Regions from separate parts of the Mus musculus genome. Here all the other regions are linked to region 1. A link is a loop called in an ENCODE intact Hi-C map of the cell type or tissue named here. Cell type or tissue: heart. All regions are shown on one strand.

The links. Hi-C counts contacts between places; a loop is a spot of excess contacts. Peaks named below come from ENCODE experiments on the same cell type or tissue, not always from the same donor. Only the 100,000 strongest peaks of a DNase experiment are listed, where the experiment ranks them.
Region 2: a loop joins it to region 1, with 3 times the contacts of the local background. A loop is called at or near these places in 2 of 42 quality-filtered maps.
Region 3: it touches region 1 in a loop (5-fold over the local background); 5 of 42 quality-filtered maps call a loop at or near these places.
Region 4: it touches region 1 in a loop (3-fold over the local background); 15 of 42 quality-filtered maps call a loop at or near these places.

What each region holds. Positions count from the first base shown.
Region 1 is chr7:35,314,588-35,322,587 of GRCm38, forward strand. It overlaps Gpatch1 (G patch domain containing 1), which reads right to left and starts at 3,853. Exons shown (of 20, transcript NM_026181.1): 1 at 3,754-3,853. The coding sequence starts at 3,826. In heart, no CTCF peak of the experiment used is centred here; DNase peaks (open chromatin) are centred at 3,854 and 4,372; H3K4me3 peaks cover 1,479 bases; H3K27ac peaks cover 1,034 bases.
Region 2 is chr7:35,551,636-35,559,635 of GRCm38, forward strand. It overlaps Nudt19 (nudix (nucleoside diphosphate linked moiety X)-type motif 19), which reads right to left and starts at 4,293. Exons shown (of 3, transcript NM_033080.2): 1 at 3,519-4,293; 2 at 1-26. The coding sequence starts at 4,169. In heart, a CTCF peak has its summit at 2,308 (motif pointing right); DNase peaks (open chromatin) are centred at 3,796 and 4,326; H3K4me3 peaks cover 2,246 bases; H3K27ac peaks cover 2,510 bases.
Region 3 is chr7:35,234,084-35,242,083 of GRCm38, forward strand. It overlaps Wdr88 (WD repeat domain 88), which reads right to left. Exons shown (of 11, transcript NM_001370886.1): 10 at 4,827-4,919; 11 at 2,150-2,549. The coding sequence ends at 2,388. It overlaps Gm38989 (a long non-coding RNA gene), which reads right to left and starts at 731. Exons shown (of 3, transcript XR_881960.2): 1 at 1-731. n-TTagt9 (a tRNA gene) reads right to left here and starts at 760; the gene lies at 687-760. It also overlaps a transcript of Gpatch1 not described here. In heart, no CTCF peak of the experiment used is centred here; DNase peaks (open chromatin) are centred at 828 and 1,418; H3K4me3 peaks cover 1,964 bases; H3K27ac peaks cover 1,657 bases.
Region 4 is chr7:35,392,645-35,400,644 of GRCm38, forward strand. Faap24 (Fanconi anemia core complex associated protein 24) reads right to left here and starts at 4,123. Exons shown (of 4, transcript NM_178643.5): 1 at 3,569-4,123; 2 at 2,593-2,732; 3 at 2,331-2,483; 4 at 1-447. The coding sequence starts at 3,674. The coding sequence ends at 181. Cep89 (centrosomal protein 89) reads left to right here and starts at 4,419. Exons shown (of 19, transcript NM_028120.3): 1 at 4,419-4,562; 2 at 5,346-5,452. The coding sequence starts at 4,524. In heart, a CTCF peak has its summit at 486 (motif pointing left); DNase peaks (open chromatin) are centred at 3,595 and 4,287; H3K4me3 peaks cover 2,547 bases; H3K27ac peaks cover 1,966 bases.

The sequences.
Region 1 (8,000 bases):
GGGAGAGAGGAGGGAGGCCAGGAGGGAAGAAAGGGAGAAAGTTCTAAAGCTTCTAACATTGAAGTTACAGAGTATTTCCAGGAAGGCTGGAGAGATGGCTCACCAGTTAAGAGCACTTGCTGCTCTTCCAAAGGACCTAAGCTCAGATCCTAGTACCCACACCAGGCAGCTCGCAACTGCCTGTAAATAAAGCTCCAAGAAACCTAATGTCCTCTTTTGGAGGCTCTTCCCAAACAAGAACATGTACATGCACAAATAATAAAATAAATCTCTCTAGATCTAAAAAAGAGAAAATCCTACAAATCAATGCCTTTTCCTTTCACCCCAAAGCATAGTTCAACCAGTTTATTTCATTTCTAACTTTTGTTAAAAACCAGAAGAACTGGAGGGTCTGGCAAGACGTCTAAGTGGATTAAAGCATTTGTTTCCAGGCTGGCAATCTGAGTTTAAGTAGGAGAGAACTGACTCCTGAAAGATGTTGCTGATCCCTGTGCACAAACTGGGCACATGCATACCCTCTCAAGTAATAATAATATAATTTAAAACTAGAACGAATTTGAAAAATCCAGGTCAAACAGCTGATACCTTAACGACATAGCTCTTCTCAAGGAAACAACTATACCACCAGAAATACAGAAACGATCTGAACGGATGTCCAACATGAATGCAAGACCCTTGACCTCCTTCATAGCTACTGTCTAACCAGTGTTCACAGCACCCTGTCGCTCCCTACGGCCTCTTCCGTAGCTTGTGAAGGATGCTATCCAGTAACATCACACATTTCAGTACTCGCAAACCTTGTGCTTTTGTTCCCTAATAAACCTGAAACTCCTCCAGTCCAAGATCTTTACCATCTGATTCTTTACATTCACAGGGTGTTGTGCTTGTCGATAAAACCAATTGATCTCAGTTGTATTGAACAAATAGGCTAGAATTAGAGACATAGTTATGATGGTCATGTTCCACCCCACAGTCTACTTGGAGAAGAACTCTGCAACTAGGGTTGAGGGGACTTTACACCCGGGGTAATGGGTGTAGAGTGGATATGGACGTAGAATGTTATAATATGCTGTGCAAAGATTATCCTTTATTATTCCTACACTGATTTCTCTGTCTCCGTATCTGTTTGTAATCTGGACATGGCATTTTAATGCTTATCCTAAGTATCTCCGGTCTTGATGTTGTAGAAACATTGCTCCCATTTATTCTCTGATTTGTCAATAAAAGCTGCTCTACCAATGGCTGAGCAGCTCAGAGAGTAGGGTTAGTCTTCAGATCCCAGCCAAGGGCTTGGCAGAGAGAGAGAGAGAGACAGAGAGAGAGAGAGAGAGAGAGAGAGAGAGAGAGAGAAGAAGAAGAAGAAGAAGAAGAAGAGGAGGAGGAGGAGGAGGAGGAGGAGGAGGAGGAGATTCTCTGTGAGAAGTAGGTCAAGGAGACACCATGGGGACACACCTAGAGATGAGAAAGCCAGACCAATACTAAAGTGCAAGGATCGAATGGGTTTTGGCTGGGACATAGCCAGATTAGTTTAGAAGAATAGAGTAGATTAATTACTCCTCAACTATTATGCTGTAAAGCTTGGTCAAATAAACCTCTGTCTCATTTATTTGGGAGCTAGCTGGGATAGAGAAAAATTATCACATAAAAATGCATGAACACAGATATCTTTGAGGAAACACAAGGGCAACCTTCAAACATACAAGAACTTGCACAGAGACTCACCTATCTTTCCCTTTGGTCGTCAGAGGTTAGGGTTAGGATCTGGCAAACATTTCTTTCTTTTTTTTTTTAAGATTTATTTATTATTATACATAAGTACACTGTAGCTGTAGTCAGATGCACCAGAGAAGGGGTCAGATCTCATTATGGGTGGTTGTGAACCACCATGTGGTTGCTAGGATTTGAACTCAGGACCTTTGGAAGAGCAGTCAGTGCCCTTACCCGCTGAGCCATCTCACCAGCCCCCCCCTGGCAAACATTTCTAATGATTAGAACTGCTTGGGCTGGGGATATAGCTCAGTTGTGGAATGCTTGCCTAACAAGCACAGCTGCCTGAGTTTCACCCTCAACACCACACACACGGGGCAGGTAGCACACACAGGCCTGGGGTCCCAGCACTTGGGAGGCAGAAACAGGAGGACCAGAAGTTCAAAGTCCGTCTTCACCACACAAAAGTTTGAGGCTAGCTTGTGCTGCATGTGACTCTGTCACAGAGGAGCTGTCTAAGACATATGTGATATGTGATGTGCAAAGCTGTAATCCCAGGACTGGGAAGGCTAAGAAAGGAGCATAGTCCTGAGTTTAAAGCTAGCCTGGTCTACATATTTGATAAATAGAAGGCCAGCTTGGACTATATAGAAAGACCCTATCTTATACCCACTCCTGCCAAAAAATAAAAATAAAATAAATTTTAAAAAGGCAGTAAGAGCTAAATACCTAATAAAAAATGGAACAAAACAAAACAAAAAAAAAAAAAAGGCAGTAAGAGTCTCAGTGAAAATGTCTCAGAGGTATAGCCAACAGGTCAGGATGGGAAGCAGGAGGCGGCAGTGGGGGGAAGCCTCACCAACAAAAGTCTACAGGTAACTTCTGGTCCACCACTGTGACTCCTCTATCTTCCCCACAATGTTAGCACTCCCATCAGCGGTATGGACACCCAGTAGATAAACCTAGTCATTAAGTGAAACAGACCGGAAACGCCACAGAGCCTTGCTTCATCTTACCTTCACCCCTGTATTTCTGTATTTCACGAGCAACTCCAGTCAACACCGGTCAAGTCTGCTCCATGCAAAACCTACTCAACAGCTGTTGCTGCTAACTCTCCAGTCCACACAACCACAGTCTCCCTGCTTCATTCCTGCCCACCCCCCAAGGAAACTACTCTCAAAATTAAAGCAAACATAATGTTAAAACATGCATCCTGCCAGGCATGGCACTACACACCTTTAACACCAGCACCTGAGAGGCAGAGGCTGCTAAAATACTGTGAGTCCAGCCAAGTGGAGCTAGCAAGGCCCTGTTCCCCCCCCCCCAAAAAAAAAGTAAAAGGGAAGAAATGCATTTCTCTTTGTGTAAACTGAACCAATACCCGTAGTATAAGAGCCAAACTCCTGGCTGGGTGTGACGGCACACAGCTGCAAACCAAGCACATGTTACACAAGAATAGGAGGATCAAGAGTTCAAGTCCAGTCTGGGCTATAAAGTGGGGTTTGATGTCAGCATGGGTTACATGAGACCCTGTCAGAAAAAGGAAAGATTCCAATTCTTGGGGTTGGATATGTAGCTCAGTTGTAACACACTAGCCTAGAATGCACGAGGTTCCCTCCTCAGGGACACACACACTCCAGATTCCTTACCATGGCAAGGGCCACCCACACGAATCCTGACTATCCCTAGACTGCTAAGCTGTCTGCCACTTTAAGGGATTTCCTATCTCAAGTGTTTCTCCCCAGATTTTCCAGGTCTGGTTTCTTTTACTTTCAAGGACGGGTGCAAACGTTGCCTCGGGACAAGAGACTGACTGACCGCCCTCCATCATACCCATGTTGCCTAGTCATTCCTGCATCTCCCAGCCCTCCGCGTCCTTCTCTGCCCCCCGAGAACGCGGCGCCCAAGTGCAGTGCACAAGCCTCTCCAGCGTGTTCCCTGTGCCCACAGCGAGCGAGCCCAGACCCAGGACGAGATGTCGCTGTCGCCCACGTGCTGGACTCTCAGCCTGCGCCCTTCAGACACCGCCGGCCATCGGACCCGCACCTTCGTCCAGAGGCTCCAGGCCCGTTCCATAGCTGATCAGATCCTCGTCGCTGTCACTGTCCAGCGCCGCCATCCTGCTCCTTCCGGGCTCCGCCCCCTCGCTACGGGAGCCTCTATAGGCCAAAAACATTCAGTTTCGCTTCTGTGAACTGGAGCATTCTATAAAGACTTGTTTGAGGGGGAAATGTCACCTCCTCCTCGCAAATCATAGTCCTATGCAAGTCCGACTGCAGATAAGATTTGTATCTGTGCCGGGAAGTGATAGCGCACGCCTTTAATCCTAACAGTCAGGAGGCAGAGGCAGGAGAATCTCTGAGTTCGAGGCCAGCTTGGTCTACAAAGAAAGTTTCAGGACAATGAAAGCTACACAAAAAAACCCTGTCTCGTCTCGAGAAAAAAAAAAAAAGAAGAAGAAGAAAACGAAAACAAACAAACAACAAAAACAATATTGGTCTCTGTACACCCCATCCTGGCTCTGCCATGCGCCTGAGTACTGGAAGGACACAGCGATAAGATGCTGGAAACCAAATATTCGGACGCAGGGCAGAGTCTCTGTAATTCCGTACAGCCAGTCCTGCGACTGGCTCCTTCGCCCCTGCTTAATTGCCTCAGCCAGCAATAAGTGCCAACCCGATCTTCCACCGGTCCCAACCAGCTTCCGGAAAAGTGCTTGCCCAGTGGCCACTGTCTGGCCCTCTACACCGGAAATGGGAAGGAACCAACAGGCAGATGTGTCTTTAGTGCACATCGTATGAATCGGGCCACACACACACTCACACACAATATACTTGTCATCTTTATATTTGCAAAAGTGAGGCCCCCTCCTAGACTTTTGGAAGGATTTGCCGACCCTGAGAATATCAGAACCCTGCACGCTAAGGAAATTGGTGAAAGACAAGAAACAAGATATCAAGCATGGATAGAGAGCTGGACATCAGCCTAAACTACACAATGAGACACTATAATAAATAATCAAATAATTAGAAAAGAGAGAGAGAAGCAGACCAAGTGGGCTAAGAATGAGAGGTCCTTCAGAAAATCTAAGGTACAGACATCTGCCAATGGGCGCTGTTATCTCACTTCACAAGCTTGGCCAAGACGTGGGGGGGCGGGGGGGGGTGTGATTCAGCCTGGCTTGGTGACTCACACTTTTAATCTCAGCACTCAAGAGGCAGAGGCAGAGGCAGAGGCAGAGGCAGAGGCAGAGGCAGAGGCAGAGGCAGAGGCAGAGGCAGAGGCAGAGGCAGAGGCAGAGGCAGAGGCAGAGGAGGCAGAGGAGGCAGAGGCAGAGACAGAGGAGGCAGAGGAGGCAGAGGAGGCAGAGGCAGGGGGATTTCTATGAGTTTAATGTCAGCCTAGTTGTCTAAGTGAGTCCAGGGCTGCCAGGCCTCTGTTACATAGAGAAAGTGTCTCGAAAGCAAATAAACAAACAAACAGATGGTTGTGAACCACTGGGAATTGAACTCAGGAAGAGCAGTCAGTGCTCTTAATCACTGAGCCATCGCTCCAGCCCCTTCCTTTAATTTTTGAGAAGCTCATAACAATGCAACAAAGCAGCAATGCCCGCTGATCATAGCCACTCCCAATGAAGCCTTTCTTACCGCCCTTGTTGGCTTACAGACAACTCTATGTCCCTCCCAACAGTGACCTAGCAATAGCTTGCTGTCAAGGACTACTCCCTACCCACACCCCTCCTCTCTCTCTCAATCTCAATCTCTCTCTCTCCCTACCCCCATTCCTACCCCCGTTTTTTCCTCCTTTTCTCTCTCTCCCTTTCCTCACCAATGTTCCCACATGGCCTCTCTGTCCTCTATCCCAGCTTTCTCTGTCCTTGTGGCTCCATCTGCCTCTGCCCCTTCTCCAGGTCCCTGCTCCCCCCCCCCGCCCCCCCCTTCCCTTCCCCCACAATAAACTTTCCGTATACTATGTCTGTGATTTTTTTCAGGAGGACACCTTGGCATGGGCCTGCCAGGTACCGCATTATATTTCATGACACCCTTTCCACTCCTGCTGATGTCCTTCTGAATTAATTCCTCTCCTACTTTCTCGTGCATGCATGGGTGTGTGTGAGTGTGTGTGTGTGTTGTACAGTCGCCACAGCTGCCATGTGTTCCTGTGTTTGTGATTGCAATGACCCTGTCCTAGCCAGTAGACAGTATTTCAAGACACTCCTCACCATTTCTCTGGCTCTTTCCATCTTTCTTATTTTGTTTTGTTTTGTTTTTTTGTGTTTTGTTTTGTTTTGTTTTGTGGGGTTTTTTTTGTTTTTTTTTTTTTGTTTTTTTTTTTTTTGTTTTTTTGTTTTTTTTGGTTTTTTTTTTGAGACAGGGTTTCTCTGTGTAGCCCTGGCTGTCCTGGAACTCACTCTGTAGACCAGGCTGGCCTCGAACTCAGTCTTTCCATCTTTCTGCTCTCTCTTCCAGAGTGTCAGCTGAGCTTGAGAGGAAAGCAATCTGAACATCAGTGTAAGGCTGAGCACTCAACAGTCCTTTTCATCGCCCTGACCAGATATGAATGATTTAACCACAGCCCACTACAGAACGGGATTCCTCTGGACCCGGATGCTGTGACACACACCTTTAGCCCCAGTAGTTGAGAGGCAGTAGCAGGTAGATCTCTGTAAATTCAAGGCCAGCCTGGTCTTCATAGTGAGTTCCAGGTCAGCAAGACTACATAGTAAGTAAGACACTGCTTCAAAAACAAACAAACAAAAAACTCGAAAGCAAAGAAGCCTCTTTGACCAAAGAGAAGAACAAGGTTGGCCTGCATATAAGCATAAATATTCAGAAGGCAGTTTGACTACATGACCATTTAAAAATCATTAGCAGTAAATTACCAATGAAGGCCTTTGAACTGATTTACAATAACAGATGTGTTTCCTCCCAGATGTGTTTTATCCCAATTAGAAAGTGAATGGTAGGTTATCCCCAAAGCTGTCATGTCACTATGGCACTAGTGGGCATATCTTGCCTGGAAGGTCACTATTATAGCACATGGGGTCATGCGTGGGTAAGATCACTGATAGCTTTTCTCCTTCAGAGGCCTACATAGCACCTTCCAGTATTATAAACTCTATTCAGAAGGAGGCTTCCAGTTCACATCCAGTATAATCCCTGTGTCTCATGGGGTATTTATCCTCAATGTGTTTTATCTTCAGCAAGGACTTGATTTGTTTTCTTCTTCTTCTTCTTCTTCTTCTTCTTCTTCTTCTTCTTCTTCTTCTTCTTCTTCTTCCTCCTCCTCCTCCTCCTCTTCTTCTTCTCATTCTTCTTCTTCTTCCTCCTCCTCCTCCTCCTCCTCCTCCTCCTTCTCCTCCTCCTCCTCTTTCTCCTCCTCCTCTTCTTCTTCCTCCTCCCCTACTCTTCCTCCTCCTCTTCCCTCTCCTCTTCTTCTCCCACCTCCTTCTTCTTTTGTGAGGGAGGGATTTTTGAGACAGAGTTTCTCTGCATATCTTTGGCTGTCCTGGAACTCACCCTGTATTCCAGGCTGGCCTCAAACTCACAGAGATCCACCAGCCTGTGCTTCCAGAGTGCTGGGATAAAAGGCATGCACCACCACTACCACCTGACTATTTTTTGTTCAATAGTGATTGTGTGTGTGTGTGTGTGTGTGTGTGTGTGTGTGTTTAGTTTCATATAACTAGGTGTGTTGTTGACAGGGTCTCACTATGTACCGCTACTAGCCTATAACTCACTATGCTATGCAAACCAGGCTGGCCTGAAATTCACAAAAATCTGCCAGCAATTAAATGTGTACACCACCACACCAGTCTGTAGTTGGGTCTTACCATCTAGTTCTATGTGAATGAAGGAGAGATGGAGGAGGAAGAAGAGGAGGAGGAGGAGGAAGAAGAACATCACTGCTCCTAGAAGTGATGGAGGAGAAAGTTTATTCTAGATAAAGGGAGAACATAGCCAGAGGCAGGTGTTAGCATTTTGTCTAAGTTCCGCCCAACAGTTACCTAGCAACAGCCAGGTGTGCCTAACTCACTAAAAAAGGGGCTGCTTTCCCTGCTTGTCTCTTTTGCCTTCTTGCTCTCCCTTTGTCCTCTCATCCCTGTCTCTCCCCATTCCCCTCCCCCGTCCCTCTAGTGCTCATGGCTGGCCTCTACTTACTTCTCCCCCCTCCACCCCCCCACCCCGTCTTTCTCTGTCTCTATTGCCCTCTCAACTCCCCTCCCCATGCCCTGAGTAAACTCTATTTTATACTATAAGTCATGTGGCTGGTTCCTCAGGGGGAAGGGATGC
Region 2 (8,000 bases), 240 kb after region 1:
TCAGTTGCCTCTGATGGGGACAACCACTGTAAGAGACAAAGGGAGAAGCTTTGTAAGATGTATTGAGTCACCAGTCAGATCTGTGGTCGTTAGATGGGGATACAAGATCGATTTGATGTGAAAAACATTAACTTATCCAAAGGCCTTGCTAGAGCTCTCCGAGACAGCATAACTTTCAGAGGCCCAGACACTGCCATGTACCAATCGCCCTGCTTAGTCAGGAGGCTGAAGCAGGAAAATTGCTTGAGTCCAGGAGTTGAAGTCCTGCCTGGGTAAGATAATGAGGTCCTGTCTCAGAAAGAAAGAACCGGAGGCTAGAGAACTGCCTCAGTGGTTAAAAGCAGTTGCAGCTCTTCCAGAGGGCCAGAGTTGGGTCCCTAGCATCTACACAGGACAGCTCACAACCATCCATAACTCAAGTTCTAGGGGATCCAATGCTCTCTTCTGGTCAGCTGCATGCGTGTTAAACAAAAATAATCAATAACAACCAAATAATAAGTATAAATAACAACACTTAACAACAATAAAATGCCAATTAAAATATTAATAATTAGTAAATAAAATTCAAAAATCCTTTCAGTCACAAGAGCTAAACCCACACGTTACACAGCAACTCAATAAAATCTAATTTTTTTTTGGTTTTGTTTTGTTTTGTTTTTTCGAGACAGGGCTTCTCTGTGTAGTCCTGGCTGTCCTGGAACTCACTCTGTAGACCAGGCTGGCCTTGAACTCAGAAATCCGCCTGCCTCTACCTCCCAAGTGTTGGGATTAAAGGCCTGCGCCACCACTGCCTGGCAATAAAAATCTATTTTCAGACACCAAAAATGCCTAACTATAAGTAAGTAAATAAATATATAATAGAATGAAGTGAGCCCACCTATCTGCTTAAAGTCAATCCCAGTCCAAGAGCACTGGGGGAGACTAAGTAGCATCCAGGAGTCTTACTGACTAGAGCAGACTGGAGCAGACTGGGGCAGACTGGAGCAGACTGGGGCAGACTGGAGCAGAACTTGGAAGGCTCACTTAGTATCTGGTGAGCATGTGCCGAGAAGTTCTACCCAGAACTGAACTCCACAGCTCTACTGACTACTTACCTGGGCCTGATGACGCCCAGGGAAAGAGCAACTACCTGGGAGGTTGCTGACTAAATTCTTCATGCTCACCTGGATCCAAGACGTTTTCTAGTTTTCCCCAGCAGTATATTCCTGACAGAGGGAAAGCCTTTTTTGAATGTAAGGAGCTTTTCCACTCAAGTGAGCAGGAATAGAACCACAGAATAGAACGTCAGGGAAATGAGCCCCAAGGATGAATGCTACTGTGGACCCACTTGCAAACCATTTTAAACACACCTCAAAAGGGTAAAGTCCATCTCTAATAACTTAACTGCCTTCCGGGGAGAGTGCAACACTAGTTAAGAGAATAGAACAAAACCCTGCATCCAGCGACCTAAAAACAATGCTAACATGCACTCAAAAACTTCAGAGCATGCTGACGTCAAGCGCAGGGAAATGCAGTCCATAACTAAAATGCATGCACATGCATAAAATAAAATCGTTTGTTAAAAAGACAAATTTAGGGCTGGAGAGGTGGCTCAGTGGTAAAGAGCACTGACTGCTCTTTCTAAGGTCCTGAGTTCAAACCCCAGAAACCACATGGTGGCTCACAACCATCTGTAGTGGGATCCGATGGCCTCTTCTGGTGTGTCTGAAGACAGCTACAGCAAGAGTACTCATATACATAAAATAAATAAATAAATCTTTTAAAAAATGATGAAGTTAAAAACAGGGTCAAAGAGAAGCTCAAGGACAATTTTTACTACAGTTTAAGAGCACAAAGCTATAGATCTCAGCAGGTGCTAGCAGAAGGGAGATGGGGTGGATAGAGAGAGAGAGAGCTATGCTTTAAGTGGTCACCTGGTGGACGGGGTTAGCAGAGTAGCTTTAGAGAATGTCTGGGCAAGCACACCCAGGCTTTGGACAGTACTTCAAGGAAAGGATGAAAAAGGCATTTGTGAGTGACTCAAGAGAAGCAGGCAGGTCTGCATCCTCCATCACAGAAGCTCTGTAAGTATCTGTACCAAGAGGCCCCTGAGAGGAAGTCTAGGTTATGGCAAACTGACAAACTCCTGTTCTCAGCAGTTCCATTGGTCCAAAGATGTAAAGGAACTATCAACATAATAAAATAAAAAGGAAAAAAATTCAAAAAAAAATTAAATTAAAAAAAAAAGGAAAAAATTCGCTTTATAGTTAGTTACTTTTTATTCATGTATTTTTGCCTGCTTAGAAATCTGTACACCAGATGAGGGCCAGAAGGGGGCGTCAGATCCTCTAGTACTGAGGTTACAGGCAGCTATAATGCTTCCAGAAATACTATTTACAGTTGATATTTCATTTAAAAAAAAAAAAAGCAAACTTAAACAATTGAGCTGGGTGTGGCAGCACACGCCTTTAATCATAGCATTTAGGAGACGGAGGCAGTCAGAACTCTGAGTTCAAGGTCAGCATGGTCTACAGAGTCAGTTCCAGGACAGCCAGGGCTACAGAGAGAAACCCTGTCTCAAAAAAACACAATCAAATATTAAAAAGCAAAAAAACAGCCATTGAGTTTACTCAATTGGAATACTGAGAGGAAAAGGTTGAAATGAGTGAACGAGGCATCCAGGTCCAGTGGGAGGCCAAGCTGTCCAACATATGTGTAACTGCAGGTACAAGAAACAGGGAGTGGCGCGAGAGACTGGCTCAACTGAGATCTGGAGAGGAAGCATCCCGCAGAAGGCCTGAGTTCAGTGCCCAGCACCCATTCAAGGTAGCTCACAACCTTCCTCAACTCCTGCTCCAGGTGATTAGACACTTCTGGCATCAATGGGCACCTGCACTCACGTGCATATACTCTCACACCAGAACACAACTTAAAATAAGTCATTTTGTTTATTTTACAAAAAGGAAAATAACGGGCAGTTGAAAACATTTTTTTGCATAAATAAAAGATGAACTTGAAGCGGTGGCACACTCAAGACCTCGGGTCCTAGGCCTGAAGCCTAACTAACTGTGCCTGGTGCATTGCAAGTGACACGAAAAAGAAAGGGAGGGAGGGATGGAGGGAGACAGACAGACCAACTCGCGCGCGCGCACACACACACACACACACACACACACACACCTACCACGCGTGCGCATGCAGAGAGAGAAAGGGGTTAGAAAAAGGAGAAAGATGGAAAGGGAAAGGAGAGAGAAAGCGAAAGACGAAGGAAACGGGAACAGAGAAACAGGAAGAGATGAAGAAGGAAGAAGAAAGTTAATGACTGAAATCCTATAATGTGTTCTAGAAACCCGAATGAAAACGATTTAGGGCATGAAGTGAATTGGGAAGTGTCCAGAACAGGCAGTTGGGAGCATTGCCGCGCCCCCGCTTAGGGTGAGAGTTGAGTCCTTGAGAGCCTAAAGCAAGGTCACGCACGTGCGCCTTTGGTCTGGGGTAAGGCTCAGCGCATCCCGGGGGGCGGGTCCCGCGACCCCTACCTGGTAGCCCACCACCTCGGCCACGTCGGGCTCCACGCGCGGAATGTCGCGCAGGCAGCACAGGAAGAAGGTGGTGTCGAAACGGCGGATGGTTCGCCCATACGGGGTGAGCCATCCGCCCCAGTCGTGCAGCGCCCAGATGTCAGGCGTGCAGTCTAGGTGCGCACACAGCTGGAGGAAGCAGCGCGGGTCACTGCGCACGCGCGAGCGCCATTCGGCCAGGCCGGCCGGAGGCGACAGCGCCTGACTGGGCTCCTGAGAAGCTGGAGCCGCGTCCCGCGGCCGCAGGAGCAGCACCCCCGCCTCCTCGAAGGCTTCGCGGATGGCACAGATGCGCAGCGCTACGTCATCGGGCAGCGCCGCGGGGTCCGCGTCGCCGTGGGACAGCCCGGGGAAGGGGGGTTGCCGAGGGGGCTCCGGGCCTAGGCCGAAGCGCGGCGGCGTGTGCCGAGGCGCGAACAGACGCACCCAGTCGGGTGAGCTGTCGGCCGCGTCCAGCACGCCGCCCGGGAAGACGTGCGCGCCGGGCAAGAAGCGCTGGTTTTGTGCTCGCTGGAGAAGCAGCAGCCGGAAGCCGGCCGGGCTCGAGTGGGTCCAGCCTGCTGCCAACATCACGGTGGCTGCCCGCCGCCAGCTGCTCGAGCTGCTCATGGCCGGCGTCCTTCAGATCCCCCTTAGGAAGTGGCCGGGTCGTAGAGTGGTGTCCAGAAGCCCTATAAATGTTGAGGGCCTGAAAAATCCGGCCTGGCGGCTTCCGGAGGTTTACTTGTGGGAGGAGCGTGATTCCCGCGCCAGAGCACCTCCTCGAATGCCCTGCGCTTCAGTCAGGGTCATTCTCGCCCTGTCACAGCCCTGTCACAGCTGCTGCAGTCACCAGCCAGCCTCTGGGAGCACGGGTGCCAGTGTGGAGTGGAAAATAATTTCTAGTTGTGAACCTTTCCCACTAAACGCAAACGACTAGGACTTTGTCCCCTACGCTGGCCTGTTGCCTGTATAGGAGGTTCCAAGGTGTCTGGAGCTCTCTTGAACCATGCTAATAAACGAATGGGTGGATCAGATGCCAAGTTAGACTAACTACTCTGTAGTTTGAATGTCTTTGGCTAGTCCCTGTCCCTTGGGGTAGTCTGTCTTAAGTTGTAGATGTTGTTATTGCCTGAGCACCTGAGGATCAGGGAAAATTATCTTAGTGTGATTAGTTCTCTTTCTACGTGGGAGATGTTTAATCCTAGACTAGCAATGCTTCCCCCTCCTCTCCAACCTTTTTTCCTTTTTTCTTTTTCTTTTTGTTTTTGTTTCTTGTTTTGTTTTGTTTTGTTTTTAGACAGGGTTTCTCTGTGTAGCCCTGGCCGCCCTGGAACTCACTCTGTAGACCAGGCTGGCCTCGAATTCAGAAATCTGCCTCCCAAGTGCAGGGATCAAAGACATGCGCCACCACTGCCTGGCTTCCTCTCCAACTTTTAAGTGGCTGGAGGACTTGCACTTCTATTTTGTTTTTTGGAAACAGCTTGTTTCTGTCTCCCTTTTTGCAGCTCTCTCTCAGTCACCAACTCTTGTAAATCCCATCCTAACTGATCACATATTTTTAGGGTTTCGGATGAGTTAGGCTGTATTCTTGGGGCTATAGAGATGTTTTTTGTTAGTTTTGAGAAAGTATTATTATGTAGTCTTGCTTTTTTGGGAACTTGCTATGTAGACGACCAGGCTAGCCTTGAACTCACAGAGATCTATCTGCTTGTCTCTGCCTCCCCAAGTCTAGGACTAATAAAGGTGTGTGCCAGCCTCATCATTTTGCAGTTGACTTTGGTTATTTTTAATGTTAACCTGTCTAAAGATGGAGCTGTCTGTGTACTTACTGCATCTCCAGAAACAGAAAATGGGGCCACAGGTTGAGAAGTATCTGCCCTTAGTAAGATAACCTGCCGCCGCCGTCTATCTGTGAGCCAACAGACTACCCTTGTCTAAACTGATGCTCTTGGCACTGACACGGGAAATTTGAGCTGAAATTTATTCTAAATCTATTATAGAGCCCAGGTGTCATTATGGGAACTTTTTTTTTTACACTTATTACTTACTTATGCAAGTGCCATTGAATGCATGTGGCGCCCAGAAGACAATGTATGTCCTGGGTCATCAGGTTTAGCTGCAAGTGCCATTACCTGCCTCCTGCCCCTTCCCCCAGCCATCTCACCAGCCCCCTACATTAAAAAAAAAAAATCCTCTTTCCTCCAAGTGGTAACAGGATGATTCCCGTGTCTTTAAAGGACATACTGACAACTGTACAGTGACTCAGATGTGTGGGCCTGGCCTGGAGGCTATAGAATGTACTAGGCAAGAAACAAAAGCTTCAATGAAAAGAATGGTAATAGAATAGGAAAAGGGGACTGGTTTAAAGTGCATTTGGGAAATAGACAACACAATGTGGTACTTGACTGACTATGCAGAGCAATGGATAGGAAGGAGTTAAGTTCTGACTTAAGAGGCTGGTGACCTTCCCAGAGTGATAATATTATGTGTGAGACACTGCAAGCTTTGTCAGTATACTTGTGTAATACTTGCCAACGCCAATAAGGTTAAAAAGTTACTACTACAGATGCCTAACCTGTTACACAAGAGATTAAACTTTTTCAGGAAGGGCACATTCACTAAAATGGCTCTGTGGTTTTGTGACCCTTAGTGTTTGGTTTGATAGCAGCAGTCTTGTTCCCAGATTCTGGCCACTCTAGAACAAATCAACCAAGGCCTGGAGTACAAAGCGAAGCAGCAGACGTGGTGCTCATGCATTTATTTTTGTAGTGCTAGAGGGTCATAACCACACCTTTGGCTGTGCTAGGCAAATATCGCACCTCTATACGGCATTACTGTGGTAATGCCTGTGGTTTTCTGAGACAGTGCCTGACGGTGTAGGCCAAGACGGCCTCATGCATCTGATTGTTCAAAATCAGCCTATGGAGTCCTAATGTGCATCTGCACAGTCAGAAAGAAGCTGGGTTTTTCATTTATTTGTGTGTGTATGTGTGTGTGTATTCGAGTGTTTGAATTGCACAGAAGTCCATGTGCCTTCAGAGGCTAAAAGAGGTGTCTGATACCCATGGACCTGAAGTCACAGGAAATTATGAGCTGCCAAAGTAGGCTCTAGGAACTGAACTCAGGTCCTCTGTAAAAGCAACAAGCACTCTTGACCACAAGCCATTGCTCCAACCCAGAAACTGAATCTTAACCATCTCCAAAGCCAGCTCACCACCATCGCTGTCTGCTCCGTAGGCTTTGTAGTGACGCATTACCATCTTCATGAAACCAGAGATGAAATCGCGTTCTGGATTGTAGCCAAGAATCCAAACAGAAGCAAGGAATTGAACCTCAGCATCAAGAGAGATACAAATACAGAGCTAAGCTTCCAAGCTCAGGGAACTAATCATGTACTAACTACTCCAAACCATCGTGACTTAAAACAATAAGCATTTGTTATCCCTTCTGTGGATAAAGAATTTGGGAAAATTTGGTTGAGTGGCTTTGACTCCGTGTCTCCCCTATGAGACTTGGGTTAGCATGTCATCCAGGGCCTGACTGGGCTCAATAGATCCCGTTCCTTAATGAGTCACATGACTGAATTACCACATGGGGCTTTTCCATTTGGCAGCCTGGCTATCAGAGATTTGTTGGCTCTGGTGTCTCTACAGAAGTTACACTCTGTAGAGGAGTGGTTCTGATCCTTTGATTTAATTGGGGTATCTGTGCTTACTGTGTTTGCTGAAGGTCCTTGCCCTCAATTGGTTTTTGATCTATCAACAAAGATGCCACTGGCCAATGACTGGGTGGAAAGAAATAGACAAGACTTTTAGGTTTCTACAGGCTAGGAGAGAGGAGGGGGCAGAGGAGGAGAATTGAGCTACGTGGGGGAAAGAGTAGGAACAGACTTGGAGCTGCAGGGGAACTTTTCCAAAATGTAGGCGGAAAGGGAAAACAGCCTATGGAAAGACGGCCTGAAAGTGTCTTGGGTAGCAAGAAGGTAACTGGGCAACTGAGCTGAGGGCAGACTTAGAGGTGTTGAACTATGTTGGTATTCTGTCTGGACTTCACCCCCACAGTTACCTGGCAGTAGCCAGGTATGCTCCTCCCCAGTTACCTGGCAACTGCCAGGGAGGCCTGGCCCACTATAAAAGGGGCTGCTTGCCCCCTCCCCCCCCTCTCTCGTTCTCTTACTCTTGTCTCTCCCTTGCTCCTTGCCTCTTGCTCCCCCTCTCTCCCCCTCCTTTTCCCCCCTCTCCCCACATGTCCATAGCCGGCCTCTACTTCTCTACTCTCTCCTTCTCTCTGCCTTTCTCTGCCTTTACTACCCTCTTAACTCCCCTCCCCATGCCCTAAATAAACTCTATGCTATACTATACTGATCGGTCATGTGACTGGTCCCTCAGGGGGAAAGGAATGCCTTGACATGGGCCCGCCAAGACATCCCCTTACCTCACACCTCACCAGGACATATTC
Region 3 (8,000 bases), 81 kb before region 1:
AAGATGGTTTTAAATGGTTTATAAGGTTGTAACTTCAATTGTGAGTCAAAATATCTGCATTAGGAACACCGCCTCACGTGGCTCCTGCATTTTCTAAAGCTCGCTGGGTTTATCATTGTGTGTTTTGTTTGGATTTAGGTGTATCCCTGGGGAACATTCTTTAAAACTTCAAAGTCTCCCCCACCTTCCAAAGCCCTGGTCGCAAATGCTCTCAAGGGGTTCCCATGTGCCTGTGCTCTTGGCAACCACAGCCCAGGCCTTAGAATCGGGCCCCACACGGGAGCACCTAGCCATTTGGATTTTTATGCATGCTGTAGATGTAGATTGACGATCGGATTTGATGCTACAGACCTCCATTTTGGGACTTTACTCAGCCTCGCCAAGCTGTTCTCAGTATGCAGATTGTTGCTACCCACTGCGCGGATTCCGGGAGGAAAAATCAGCATGCTTTGCAGTGCTCAGCGAAGCCAAGAGCAATGCTCAGCGAAGCCAAGAGGCTGTGGAGACTTGTCACCCCTGTGGAAGCACTCAGGGGACAGCGATTTGGCCGACCTCAAGGAGGCAAAGGCTAGCAGGGAACACAACGTCTTCCGCTAAAATGTCTTCCGCGCTGACAGAGGAACGGTTCTGTGAGAGGGCTCGCAAAACAAAAAGGGTCGTGCAAAAAAGAAGAAAAGGTAGCACTCAGGCACCGCTGGGATTCGAACCCAGGATCTCCTGTTTACTAGACAGGCGCTTTAACCAACTAAGCCACGGCGCCGCCCGCACGGCCTGTGCGAGAAACCAGTTCCCATTTCTAGTGACCTCATGAGCTTTGCTCATGCGTACACATTTCCGTGCTAGCAGCGGGGCGCATGCGCAGTGCAGTTCCTCGCGGAAACGGACTTCCGAAACCCAAAGGAACACTGGAGATTTAAATAGGCTTTGCGGAGTGGGCGCCGTGTGATGGCCTTGGTTTCCGAGCCACAATAGCACCACTTTTTGAACTTCTTCTGCCAGTCGTGAGAGTTCATCGGCTGAGACTCTGGGAATTTCAGCGGAGCCCCCAGCTGCCCCAGAACCTCCCAGTGCTGCCCGGTTACTTAGTCTCTTGGATGTCATCGCAAGTGAACTGTGGCCATCCTTGCCAGCCCAGGCTCATAACTTCTGGACTGCTTCCTTAGGAAGCGGGGGTGGGGGGGGGAGGGGGGAGGGGGAGAGAGGGAGAGAGGGAGAGAGGGAGAGAGGGAGAGAGGGAGAGAGGGAGAGAGAGAGAGAGAGAGAGAGAGAGAGAGAGAGAGAGAGAGAGAGAGAGAGAGAGAGAGAGAGAGATCCTGAGCGGTACTATGGGCGATTCGAAGAACCTACAGGATGTGTGTGCTCAAGTCCTGGCCCTCCCCATTTAGGTTTGCCCTAATCAGTCTGGGGTTGCCATGCCAACCGTCCCTCCGACAACAAAATCAAGCAGCACTACTTACTGATGCATTCCTCTGGCTTTACTCCAGCAGGAGACTCCATTTGCTGAACTGATCTATGCAAAAATAAATGCTACCTGCACAGAAACGTAATAACCTAGATGTCCGTCATCGAAGAAGGTGTGGGTACAGTATTCTAATCATCCCTAGAGCTAAGGTAATGACGAATACACTCACCATGATCTTAGTGAAGAAAGAGGCCTCAAAAGTATCTAGGGGTGGGATGAAGAGATAGCTCGGTGGTTAAGAAGGCCCAAGGGTCAGTTCCCAGCACCCACATGGCAGCTCACAACCGTCTGTTCCAGGAAATCTATCATCTTTTGGACTCTGTGGGCACTGCGTACATGAGAGTCACATGCATGCGTACATGCATGCATGCGTACATGCATACATACATAGAGGCAAAACACCCAAGCACATAAGGAGGATGGAAACCGCTACCAGAGAAGACCCTTCAGCACCATTACATAGAGGACCAAGCTCCTAGCTCTTCAGCCTGGAAGGGAGAAACCACATTCAAACCACAGCAGTCACAATGCCTTGCCCCTGTGCATCATATTCCCTTAGCAAGCATGTTCATGGATTGCACATGCCAGTCCCAGTGGCCAAAATGAGATAGCTGAGCACCAGGCTATAAAGCTCAGAAATAGAAAAACTGCCTCTACAACCCCCCCCCACACACACACACACACTTGTTTTCCAGAAGAATCTAGATTTATTCTATATTCAAACTAACAGTGCTCGCCTCTGAAGGGCTCTGTGGTGGGCAAAGAGGCAGCAACATTCTGAGAGTCCAGTCAGGGCTGGCCCCTGCCTCAGTCTGATGAGTGCATTCTGCTGGGACAGAACTCAGAGCAGAGCCCTCCCTGAAGAACACGGCACAACGTACAACAGGTGGCCCGTGCACCAGTGCTCAAAAGGGCTCAGCGGCCATCAGCTGTCAGACTTCTCCAGTGACAATGACGACGAAGATGTTGACGAAGAACTAGACAGTAAGCTAGTTCTCTCCTCTCTCCGGCAGTACAGACACATGCTGGAGAGTTGGGAATGGAGGTCACTTTCTAAGGTGGAGAAAAGCTGGTCACAGTTCCTGCACTGTGGTGGGGCATTTTCAAGAAACAGAAACGATGTGCAGGTCAGAGGAGATCAAGCTGCGAGTGTGGAATCCCATTCCCCACCACCTGCCAGCCTGGATGCATCCCAGGCAAGTCCTTCCCTCTCTGAAGTCTCTCACCCCACAAACTGCCCAGGGAAGACTGGGAGCATCAGACGTGGGTTGCTGCCCAGCCTTTCCCTCCAAAGCTAGGAGGGTACCCAGGGCTGGACCTCATGTAGCCACGTGCTTGGGAGGAGGAAGACAGGGTTGTGTCCAGCCCTTGTCAGGTGTTCTCTGTACAAAGTGATCCAGAGTGGAACTGTGGGACCCAAGGAGTGTTCTGAGTCCTTGATACTCTGAGGACAGCTGACTTACAGAGCAGAGAGTTAGAAAGAAGCAAGGCAAGTAGATAAGGATTTGTTTTTGTTTTTCAATTGTAGGAATTAAACCCAGGCCCTCTTGAATATGTTAGGCCACTGAGCTACATTCCCCCATAACCCCCTCTGTGTGTGTGTGTGTGTGTGTGTGTGTGTGTGCATGCATGCGCGTGTGTGCGCGAGTGTATGCATGAGAGGGTGGGGAAGAACGTATATATGTGTGTTTTATTTTGAGACAGGTTCTCAATATCTCAGGCAGGCCTTAAACTTAAATCCTTTGCCTCAACATTCTGAATAGCTAGTATTATAGCTATGTGCCACCTGGCTAGCAGACAAGTTTTCTGAAATAAACAGGGTGTTTGTTTATCATTTATTTGTTGTTTGCTTGTTTATTTTTAAATGCCATCAGATCCCCTGGAACTGGTTATGAGCCACTGTGTTGGTGCTAGAATCAAATCTGTGTCCTCTGTAGGAGCAACAGGGGCCCCAAGCCACTAGGCCGTTTTTCTAGTGCCTGTTTAATTATTATTTAGATTTTGGAGACAGTGCCTCACTAAATGTTATAGTCTGATCTTTGACAAGGAGTAATCCTTCTGCCTCAAGCTCCTGTGTGTTGTACTTACAAGAGGGAGCCACCTTGCTCAGCTCCAGACAATAATTTCAATGATGTGGGATCTGAGTATCCTCTTCCACTCTGAGTCTCTTTCTGGTTCAAGCACCTCCCAGCACATACGGATACTCTCCGATCTCTCATTGTTACCAACTAGCAAGCCAGTGATTGAGGCGGAGACTCTCAGGCCATGTCAGAGGCCTCTCAGGGAATCCCAGCATACACACACATACACACAAGTTAAGAGCCCTTTCTATTCTTCCAAAGGATGTTTCACAACTGCCTATAGCTCCAGCTGCTGGGGCTCTGCATTCACATAACTCACTTGCACATGTGTGCACACACACATACACAAACACTCACAAACACACACACTCCACAGACACATATACACATACACACTCCACAGGCACATATACACACACTCACACACACACAGAGAGAGACACACACTCACACATAAATACATACACACTCACACGTGAGCACACACACACACACAGCAGGCAGGAAGCACACCCTTAATCCCAGCACTCAGAAGATGGAGGCAGGGCTGGTGAGATGGCTCAGTGGGTAAGAGCACCCGACTGCTCTTCTGAAGGTCCAGAGTTCAAATCCCAGCAACCACATGGTGGCTCACAACCATCCGTAACAAGATCTGACTCCCTCTTCTGGAGTGTCTGAAGACAGCTACAGTGTACTTACATATAATAAATAAATAAATCTTGAAGAAAAAAAAAAAAAAAAGAAGAAGAAGATGGAGGCAGGTGGAATTCTAGGCTAGCCTGCTTTACATTGCTAGGCCCAGGCCAGCCAGGGCTACACAATGAGATGCTATCTCCAAAATAAAATAAAATAAATCTTAAGGAAAATGAGATAATCATAGAGGTTAGGAGTACAGCTCAATGGGAGAGTGTTTGCCTAGGATGTGAAAAGCCTTGTGTTCTATCCTACAATTAACAAACAAGCAAATAAGTTGTATGCACACTTACAAGCCCAGCACTTAGAACAATAAACAGTTTCAGGCCAGCCTAGGATATGTATCAAAAACCCGTCTCAGAGAACAAAATGAATAACATAAAGACCCCAACACACTCCCTTCCCTCCCCTGTGTGTGTCTTCTTCTCATGTCACTCACCGTGGGACCATTTTCCTGTATCTATGCACTGGTCTCATCTTTTAGGACTTGAGTACCCACAAGGCTGGGATCCCCAGGGGTCCAATGATGTTCGCTCAGGAAATAAGCTGAATTGGTGAAGATGGGTGGCTTAGCTTCACCTAATACCAACCTGCCTGACTTTTAATCCCATGGCCTTTTTGTTTTCAGAAACCAAAGGAATTTTGTCAATTTCTTCAATATTCCATAGTCTCATGGAACTGTCCTGAAACAAGGTAAACAGTAAGCCAGGAGTCACAAAAACAGACAGACAGGAAAACAAAACAAAAACAAAAAACCCAAACCAAACCACTATGAAGGCTGTGGGTAGCTCAGCGGTAGAGTATCAGACTCTCTGTCCCCCGGCATCACAGAAGCCAGGTATGATGGCACATGCCTGTAACCCCAGCACATGAGAAGCAGAGGCAGGAGGATCGGGAGTTCAGGGCCAGCCTGGGCTACATGAAGACCTGTGGTACAGCTGTGCCATGGGATAGCATTCTGTGTTCAGAACAGATGAGCTGCCAAACCTCCAAAGCACATAGAGATACAAAACACATATTGTTGAGCAAAAGAAGCCCGCCTGAAAAGGCTGCAGGCTGTAAATTTTATGTATCCAGCGTTCCAGGAAGGCAAATAGTGCAGACTGAGAATAAACAGAAGTTCCTGGAAAAACAAATCACAAAAGCCACACCTTCCACTAAGCCTTCTGCAAGGCTCATTAACTGATTAGACCTCAAAGGACTTGGAGAGGTTGGAATGTTGCAAGTCCAGAGCCAGATCATCACGGCATCTCTCGCACCTCTGAGAGCCCTCCATGACCCACCTCTGATGTCATCTACCGTCTCTGTGGCTGTGAAGTCAGTCTTTTGGAATGTACAAACGGACACCTCACTTCTATCAACCGAAAAGCTAAGCACTGCCAGACAGGAGCTGTAGTCGAGGCCTCCCTGTTATCCGTGACTTTCCATCAGTCAGTTTGGGAATGACTTCTGGTATCCCTTGCTCCATTATTAGAGAAATGTGATGGAAACTGTTAACCACGGTGGAGCATGGGATTTGGCGTAACCTGGTTCTGTACTCTTCTGCCACGGTCGCTCATCTTTGACTTCAGAATAAACTGCCCCTTATCACCTTTGAAGTGAGAGTTGCATTTGTGTATGTGTGTTGTGTGTGTATTCTGTATGGAATATGTTGTGTGTAATATTGTAGTGGCATTGTGTGTACTATGTGTATATGTGTGCTGTGTATAGAATATGTAGTGTGTTGTGCGTTGCCTTGTACTGTGCATTGTGTATAGTACGGGTGTATGTGCGCTATGTGTAGTGTGTGTTGTATGTAGTGTGTGTCTGAGTGTTGTGTGTAGTATGTGTAGTGTGTGCTGTGTAGTGTATATTGCATGTCTCCTGTGTGGTATGTGGGTGTGGCATGTTTTGTGTGTGTGTGTGTGTTAAGAGACAGTTAAAATAGAAACAGTGGCTGGCGGGGGTCCTGGGGGGAAAAGGAGTCTGTATGAAGCAGAGCATAAGGGGTCTTTCAGGCAGTAAAATTATTCTATAGTTCTACGGGCTATTGTAATGATGGATACATGGCATGTGTTTGACAAAACTCACAGAATGTACAATAAATAAATAAATAAATAACCAAAGTGGCACACACCTGTAATCCCAGCACTGGGGAGGGCGAGGCAGGAGATTTACAGTTTACCATCAATCTGGCTGACTGACAAGGCAGACTTGGGAGTGGGAGTCAGAGAACACAACATTGTGAACTCTGGACTTTCTTTTTATGCTAACAAAAATAATTCCAAAAAGATAGGCAGTTTTCTAGTAGCCTTGATTTTTACCCCAGTGAGATTCCCTTTCTTTGCTGTGCATCCGGTGGAGCTGTAAAGTCCTAAGTCCGAGTTGCTTATTATGCCTGTTTGTTAAGGCAGCAATAACATCTCATTGTGTGTTACATTTCCTAATTAAGCAGAGGAAACTAAATGTCTTATAGAGAGACAAACGCTGAAATTTGGAGAGCAGCTACACTGGAGAAGAGCCAGGTTTTATCAGTAGTCACTTTCTACAGTATATCAAGTACTTTGTTAAGTCTTAGCAACATGGTCTGCTACAAGGACCCCACAATGAGATGTTTCAGAAAACCAGAAACAAGCAAAACCACGATGGGCTGGAGAGATGGCTCAGTGATTAAAAGCACTCACTGCTCTTGCAAAGGACTGGATTTCACGTCCCAGCACCCACGCTGAGCAGCTCACAACCACCCATAACTCCCCTTTCTGCCCTCAGAAGGCACTGAACACACATCACACTCGCACATGCACATGCATACACGCACACACACATGCATGCACATATTGTATTTTAAAATCACCCCTAAGCTTTTAGATACTTTGACTCCAAACTTTGGAGTTTTAAATTCCTTCCAGGCTTCCTGTGAAGATTTTAGTAAAATGCAGAAAGCATAGAGCAAAAGCTTGCTAAGAACTACCTAAATTCAAACCGTTGTTGTATTGTTGTATTTTTGTTTGTTGTTTGTTTTTCAAGACAGGGTTTCTCTGTGTAGCTCTGGCTGTCCTGGAACTCGATCTGTAGAATAAGCTGGCCTTGAACTCACAGAGATCTGCCAGCCTCTTGCCTCTTGAGTACTGGGATTAAAGGCAAGTGCCATCACTTCATGCTTCAAATCCGACTTTTCTAACTCATCTGCACATTTAACACACAGTGCAAATGTAAATGTTGTTGAAGCCATTCACTGGGTAAAGTAAGCTCTATACCAAAGCAAATGAGAAGTTAAATGGGGAACCTGCCTGGCTCCTATCCCAGATCTGGCATTACAGACATCAAATCTTGCTTTTATGTGGGTTCTGGAATCCGAACCTGGACCCTCATGCTTGTGCAGCAAGTCCGTTATCAACTGAGCCATCTCCCCAGCCCCTTAATGAATTTTTATTCTAGAAAAGGAAGATAGCATCTTCCTTGAACACATGTCTACAATATGGCTATCATCATTTCTGGCCTTTGAAATGATTTTAAAATGTTAGCCTGTCCGAAATTTATATTTTTAAGGCATGAGACAAGAATATCCCTGACTTTAAAATGTACTGAGGATCAGAGGAGAAAGAAGGGTAATAAAGTTGAGTGCGGCAACACAGACCTGTAATCCCAGCATCTGGACGACCAGGAGCTCTGGGTCAGCCTGGGCTAAGTATTCCCAGAGCTTGGGCAGTGAATGCTGGAGGACCAGGAGCTCAGAGTCAGCCTGGGCTAAGTATTACCAGAGCTTGGACAGTGAATGCTGGAGG
Region 4 (8,000 bases), 78 kb after region 1:
CAGTGCCGCCCGCGACCCCCAAGCCCCACCAGGTGGCTGCCCAGACAGACACCGAGGCAGGGTGACTGCGAGCCTCATCGGTCCTCTCCTTGTCTTTAGCCCATTGCCATTGACAGGGGAACTTTTCCTTCTTTTTAAATATGGAAACCAGACGCTGCAGTTTGAAGTCTGAAGGCAGAGTCAGCTGCGGGGCTGCTGTCGCTTAGGCTGGGTGAAGAAGGTGTGGATTTGCTGTGCTGCCGCGGGCCCCACGACCTCCTCCAGTTCTTGGACGGAAGCGTTGCTCAGTTGCTGGATGCTCGGAAACTTCTGGAGCAGAAGGGGGGCCTTAACTTTCCCAACCCCTGGGATCTGCTGCACTGTTTGAACAAGGGAGAGCTCGGAGAGCATGGAGCGCTTTTTCCTGAGGAAAGGGTTCTTGCTGGGCTCTCTGGTTTGCTCTTGAACCTGAATGGGAAAATTAAAGGAAAAGGATGTGAGCGCCCTCTGGTGGACAGGTAGTTTTTATTTTAAAAAAAAAAGTGTGTGTAGTTTATGTATGTGCACATGCAGTGCACGTGTGCATGACTGGGTGTGGGGGCCAGAGGTGGTCATTGGGTGTCTTCCTCTATTACTCTCCACCCTATTTGGAGAGGGGGTCTTTCTTACTAAACCCAGAGCTCCACAAGGTAGAAAGGCCAGTGAACTCCAAGGATCTTGCTGTCTTCACCTCCCCAGCGGGCTTTTTACACGAGCTCTGTCCCCCCCCCCCCCCCAAATATCTGTGTGGCTTGTTTACTGTGTCACGTCCCTAGCCCCTTAAGACAGTTGTTCCATGTCATTCAGTTTATATATAAATAGTGTAGCCCAGGATAGCCTCAAAGTTATGATCCTCCTGGCTCTCAGGGGCTTGTAGGCATGTTCCATGATCTTGCCTCCCAACACTAATTTATGTATTTTATTTGACTTTTGTGAATTTTTATTGGGGTTTGTCGTGGTGCCACAGCATGCATGTAGAGGTCAGAAGACAATTTGTGGGAAGAGACTCTCTTCTTCCACCATATGAGCTCCAGGGATTGAACTCCATTGAGCCCCAGGTGGCAAGTGCCTTTATCTTCTGCAGAGCTTGCCAGCCCATGCCACTGATTTTAAAACGTTTCCCAGGAGCAGTGGGCATGGCACCTACACTCCCGGTACTCAGGAAGCACTGCAAGTTAGAAGTCAGCCTGGGCTACAAAGTGCCAAGCCACCCTAACTATACAGTGAGGCTGGGATCGAAAGGCAAACAGGCTCCCTGGTAAAGTATAAAGAGCAAAGAGCTGGAAAACTCAGGAACAGGGAAAAGGAAAGGAAGCCAGCATCGATTGCGTGCTTATGGAGACCAGAGGTCAACCTTGCGTGTCACTCGGTCTCCATGCACCACGTGGTTTGAAACAGGGTCTCTCCTTTGCCTGTAGCTGGCTGATCAGGCTCAGCTGGCTGGCTAGCAAGCCACAGGCATCTGCCTGTCTCTCTCTAGGGGTAGAATTACAGGTATGTGTTGTCCTGTCCAGCATTTTCAGATGGGGTGGGGTGTCACACTCAGGTCCTCAGTTCTTGTGTAGGAGGTGTTGTAACCACTGGGCCATCCCCCAGCCTCAGGGTTTTTTGTTTGTTTGTTTTAGTTTATTTGTTGTAAAGAGATCAATGCATGCAGCCTATACACAGGAGTGCTGGAGCTTAGGCATAGTCTCGGAAATGCTTGTGATCCCCAGGACCTGGGAAGCAGAAGCAGGAGGATCAGGAGGAGTTCAAGGACAGTGTGGGTCGAGGCGGGGGTGGGGAGTGGACGCAGAAACAAACCAAGAAAGGCTGCTACTTAAACAGCGAATGGGACAAAGTGGCCCGGTGCCATCTTGCCCAGTGCAAATGCAGGATAATGGTGATGGCACCAGTGCAGCCTGGAGGCCAAAACCAGAGCTCTGACTGACAGCCTTCAGTCCTAAGTGCAACAGTTTCCGTAAACCAGGTGGAGGTGTCACTGGCTGGCAGAGTGTTTGCCTCTGCATGCAGTAAGTACTGAGCTCAACCTTCAGCACTGCCTAAGGCCCCGTGTGGTGACACACGCCTGCAATCTCAACTACGTGAGAGCCTGTGTCAAAGTTTATTTTGAAGTTAGGTGCACATCTTTAATCCCAGCACTTGGGAGTCAAGGGTAGGAGGATCTCTGAGTTCGAGGCCAGCCTGGTCTACAAAGTGAGTTCCAGGACAGCCAGGGCTACTAAAGGCAGCTTTGGTTAAGTCTGGATCTGGGGTAAATTGAGCATCTTCTGGACTTCTGGGATATTATAAAGGAGAAGTCTGGTACTTACCAAGTGGATAATGAGGCAGGATGCTTCCGACTGGCTGGCCACTGGAAGCAGCACCATCCCAAGGTCTAGCACAGTAAACTTCTGGACTGCTGGGAAATACTGTTCACTCATCTGGGTCTTCTCAACTATTATGATCCCTTGAAGATGTGAGGACTTCAAAAGAGAAGAACACAGCTCTGGTAACACAGTTCAGAAAGCTATCACTCAGCGCTTGGGACGGTTGAAGAGAGGGGATGCTAGATTTTAGCACCTCGGTACTTACATTTCTAAAGCGAGCGAGTCTTTTTCTGTAGCCATGTCCGGCCACCAAATCTGCTTCAGTGACATAGAGAATGCAAGATTTGCTAGACAGGTAAAAATCTGCTGATGCCAGGCCCTCCTCAAAAATGAGTCTAACTTTTCCTAAAAAACAGACAAGAAAATTCGTTTTTAGAAATTTCAGGTTAACAAGGCAGCAACAATTGAAATGTACTTTTTGTGCGAAGATTCATTTTTTTAAATGTGTGTATATGTGTGTATGTGTGTGTTCGTGCATGAAGGTACCCTGAGAAGCCATGAGAGGGCATCAAATCTTCTGGAATTGGAATTACAGGCAGTAATGAACAGCTCAGTGAAAACAGATGGGGATCTAGCCATCTCTAGCCCCCACCCCGCTTTTTGTTGGTTTGAGACAGGGTTTCTCTGTGTAGCCCTGGTTGTTCTAGAACTCACTCTGTAGATGAGGCTGGCCTTGAACTCAGAGATCCTTCGGTCTCTGCCTCCCAAGTGCTGGGATTAAAGGTGTGACCCACCACCACCTGTCCTAAACCTCCTTTTTAATAAAATAAAACCCAAAGATTTATATGTAGGTTTTGCTCGCATATGTCTGTGCACATGTGCAAGCCTAGTGCCCCCAAAGGCCAGAAGAGGGAGGAGTCTGACTCCTTGAGCCACCATGTGGGTGCTAGGAATTAAACCACGATCCTCTGTAAGATAAGCCAGTCCTCGTAACCACGGAGCTCTCTCTCCAGTCCCCTTTCATTTTAGTCTATGTAACTATTTTGAGACAAGTTCTCATAGCCCAAGCTGGCCTTGAACTTGCTATGTAGCCCCAGGCTGGTCTCTAACGCAATGATTCTCCTACTTCAGTCTCAGGAGTGCTGGGATTGCAAAGGAACATCACCATACCCAGCATTTCTCTCACTCTCTCTTTTAACGTGCTGGGAAGAAAGGGGTATGACAGAAGACAGCTCACTGACCTTGCATCTCCTGAGCCAGTTGGGACCCGCGCCATTTTTCACTAGCCACAATATGTCCTAGTGGCACGTGGACCGGACCGGTCCCATCAGGCGGGTTCCTTTCCATCCGTGGTTTTGGTCTAAATGAGGAAAATGCAAGGTCTCACTAGAGCAGGCGCTGTTGCACACAGTTCTACACGAAGTCGGGACCTCTTTGACAGGATCTGTAGAGTGGATTTTCAGGCACTGAGCTACTTCAACCGAAGTCTGAATTCAAGAGATTATTTATTTTCAAAATAAGACTGGGTCTTCTTATCACGCTTGGCTCTGTACTGATAGTTGACTCCAGCTGGACTTGAACTCAGCAGCCCAAGTGCTAAAATGACAGCCGGGCGCCACTACCCCGAGCTAAACCCGGGAGATTTCTGTTTGAGTGACTCCGTCCCTCTTTGTAAGCACCTCCCTTAGCTCTGGTGTCCTAACAGGACGCTTACGGTGGCTCTTCCATTCGGTCCCTGTCCTTCTATTCGGTTCCTGTCCAGGGCTACAAAGGCAGGGAAGCTCACTGCGCCGGGGTCTAGAATCTCCGTGGACCTCACCTGAGGCCCTGCCACTTCCGGGTTCCCACAGCCCGGGAGCCCTCTTTAAAATTCTGACCGCCCTGGCCAGCGTTTTATTGGGTGATAGGTAAAAGATGGGCGTCTACTATAGCCAATAATCGAACGGAAGTCTCAGCTTGCTTCCTCTCTGGCTGGAATTTGAATGACGCCTTGCTGGGTTGTCAAGAGCAACGGGTGGCAGTAAAATTGACTCTGATAGGCTGAGACTCAAAACAGAGCCAATGTGAGACATGCTTGTTGTAAAGTCGGGGGTCCGCGGGAGCTAGGCTGTGGGGAGCTGTGCAGGCTGCGGGGTCTACCTTCCAGCTAGTCCAGCGCCTGGCGGCTCAACCCGCAGCCCTCAGCTCTCAGCCAGGATGCTCCTCAGCTTCCGCAGGAACCGCCGGAGCCAGTTCGTGAGTAGTTCCAGGCCTTCGAGTGCGGTTAAAAAAAAAAAAGATTTATTTATATGAGTGATCTATCTGCATGTATGCCTGCATAGCAAGAGAAGGTGTCAGATCCCATTACAGATGGTTGTGAGACAACATGTGGTTGCTGGCAATTGAACTCAGGACCTCTGGAAGAGCAGACCATGCTCTTAACCACTGAGCCATCTCTCCTGCCTTCATGTGCAGGTTTTAAAGACTGAGATAGGAGCGAGGCGGGATCGCTATCAGGGAGCATTAAATTCCAGAAACCCAGACTAAATGTTCCAAAGAACCCTTCATGTCCAGAGCCTGCCACAGACAGGAATCTTGGCCTCCCTGTCAGGATTCTCCTCTTAGCCGGGAGTTCACTCCTGTCTTGGAGAAAACTTCCCCCATGAGTTGATTCCTTTCCTATTTAGGGTATATTAGCCCAGCTCACTTAGTTAATCCTCTCTGGAAAAGCCCTCCCACAGACACCCAAAGGTGTGCTTCATTACACGGTAGGTATAGATTAGCCCAGTTCAGTTGACAATTGAAATCGGTCAGGAAAGCTGCCGTGAGCAGGGAGGTGTGAATGAATCGGATAGCCATGATGGTGTGCCCCAGTGAGTGCCCTTGCCTCACCAATGGGGATTGGGAACAGCGGCAGGTGTGTGTGTAAAGACTCTTGTGGGGCCGGATCCCTAGAGTGACCTCAGTTTGGGAGGTGATGGTGGCCCAGGAGCAAGGTGATCTTCTCCCGGTGACCTGCCTTGGGTTTCATTTGTGCAGAACCACATCATCCATGGCTTCCTCCCCGCAGCCAGCATCGCTCCGAAGCCAGCGGTGCCACGCACACCCCCTCCTCGGAGCCCCAACCCTTCTCCAGAGAGGCCCAGGTAAGTCCCAAGATGAGCAGCACCGAGGGTCACGCCCGTGCTTGACCATCAAGTCCTGAATCCTGGAACTGATCACACTAGCCAAAAGGCCACAAGTAGAGGGCTAGACTATTACGCTCTGTGGTTACCTCTGCTCAGAGATGCACTAATATGGCTTCTCTGAGCATCAGTGGACTTGTCTGGGGTGTGGTACCTTCAATGGAAGATCTCAGATTTCAGGATTGGGTACAGTTGGTGCCTACTAAATATGAAGCACCAAATTTAAGTTAATCCTTCCATCCATCTTTCCTTCCTTCCTTCCTCCATTCCTTCCTTCCATCCTTCCTTCCTTCCTTCCTTCCTTCCTTCCTTCCTTCCTTCCATCTTCCCTTCCTTCCTTCCTTCCTTCCTTCCTTCCTTCCTTCCTTCCTTCCTCTTTTCTTCCTGGGAGTGGAAGCCAGGGCCTGTGCATGCTAAACATGTGCTCTACATATCTCAGCTTAGTGTCCATCTAGGTTATCAGTACTCTTAGGAAAACTGCACAAAAATTTCTTTCTAGGTACAATTCTGCCTTAAAAAACAAACAAATAAACAAACCCAACAACAACTACTACTACTTTGTGTTAAAAAGAGTGAACGTATTCCTTGCCAGATGGTGTTCCTAACCACCTAGTGTTCAGTGTAGTAGACAGCCAACTCTCTTTTCATTCCTTTTTTTTAAAAAAAGATTTATTTTATTTATATGAGTACACTGTAGCTGTCTTCAGACACACCAGAAGAAGGCGTCAGATCTCGTTACAGATGGTTGTGAGCCACCATGTGGTTGCTGGGAATTGAACTCAAGACCTTTGGAAGAGCAGTCAGTGCTCTTAACCACTGAGCCATCTCTCCAGCCCTCTCTTTTCATTCTTGGGATCGCTGTCTGTATCTGCCAAGATTTTAGACACTTGTAAACTTTAGACTTATTTGTTTCCTATAGGGTCTTGCTTTGTGGCCCAGGCTGACCTTGCATTCAAAGCAGTCCTCCTGCCTCAGCCTCCCAGAGTATGAGCCACTGTGCCTAGCTAGTCTGATTTGTTGTTGTTGTTGTCGTCCTTTAAATGTTTGTTTGTAGCCAGGCGGTTGGTGGTGGCACACTCCTTTAATCTGAGCACTCAGAAGACAGAGGCAGGTGGATGAGTTCCCGGCCAGCCTAGAGTACAAAGTGAGTTCCAGGACAGCTAGGACTACAGAGAAAAACAAAACAAAACAAAAATTATAAAGTATGTGTATATGCCTTTGTATGTGCGCATTTGTGTGTGTGTGTGTGTGTGTGTGTGTGTGTGTGTGTGTGTGTACTTAGATGTGAGTACCCTTGGAATCCAGAAGAAGAGGACATTGGATCCCATGGAGCTGCTGTTATAGGTAGTTGTGAACCACCCAGCGTAGGTGCTGGTGACCGAATCAGAACCTCTGCATGGTCTAAGGTATGCATTCTTTAACCCACTGAGCCGTCTTTTCAGTCCACTGCTACTCAGTTTTTAATCTGTAAATTGATTTGGTTATTAGCGATCACTAAGAGCTAGTTGCACTTTAGAGGACTACTTTCTGTGTGACCTTTGGTACTGGTATCTTCTGTGCATTTGATTAGAACATAAGCCCCGAGGGCTGGGGATAGGACTCAGTGAGTCCGCATTTGCCCAGCATACTGGGAGCTCCCGGATTCCCTCCTCAGCACTAGAGGAGGAAAGAGCTCTGTGCTGTTATAGTGTGTGATTTTGCTTGTAGTACAGAGTCTATCACACAGAGAGCTGTTTATTAGTGATCACTCTGTGTCAAGTAGCCCAGTGGGTATGGAACAAGCGATGTCTCTTCCACCCTTTCAGTAACACCGTAAGAGGGACTTATGGTCACCCCTATTTTGGGTCACCTGTGAGGTTCAGCTGTTGATCACCACTTAGAATGTCATGGCAGTAGTCCCACTGGCGAGGTGGTCTGCCCAGCTCGTCAGTGTTTGTCTTGCATCAGTGAGACTCAGGTTTATGCAGCCTGGGCACCCAGTGGGTTAGCTTTCCTTCCCTTGTCAGCAAAACAAATGAGATGGTAGCTTCAGGGTTAGCATGCTGTGGGCTCACTAGAAAGTCTTTTTCCACCAGGGCCTGGTGGATCTGTAGAGATGGCTCATCTGATGAGAGCATGCGTTACTTTTGCAGAGGACCTGGGTTCAGTTCCCAGCAACTACATGGGACAACTCCCAATTGCTTGTAACATCGGCTCAGCCTCCCCTGCCCTGCCCCCACTTTCGATAAAGAGATACAGCCCAGTGTTCTGCCTGTGTTCTGACCCAGAAGTAAGCTGGTGTTCTCACAATCCTGTCTTTCTGTTGGATTTGATAAGAGTGCTCACAGATCTTGGGAGAGCTTGATGCAAAACACAGCCCTTGGAATAAGAGAGAGTTTATTCTGAGCCGGAAATGAGTGGCTCTGGCCAGGGAACAGAATCCAGGTTCTGAGCTGACTCTGAGTGGTCCAGAAACACGGATCTGGCTACCTTGAATGCTATGCTTCAGTGCAGAAGAGAGTAATCTGTA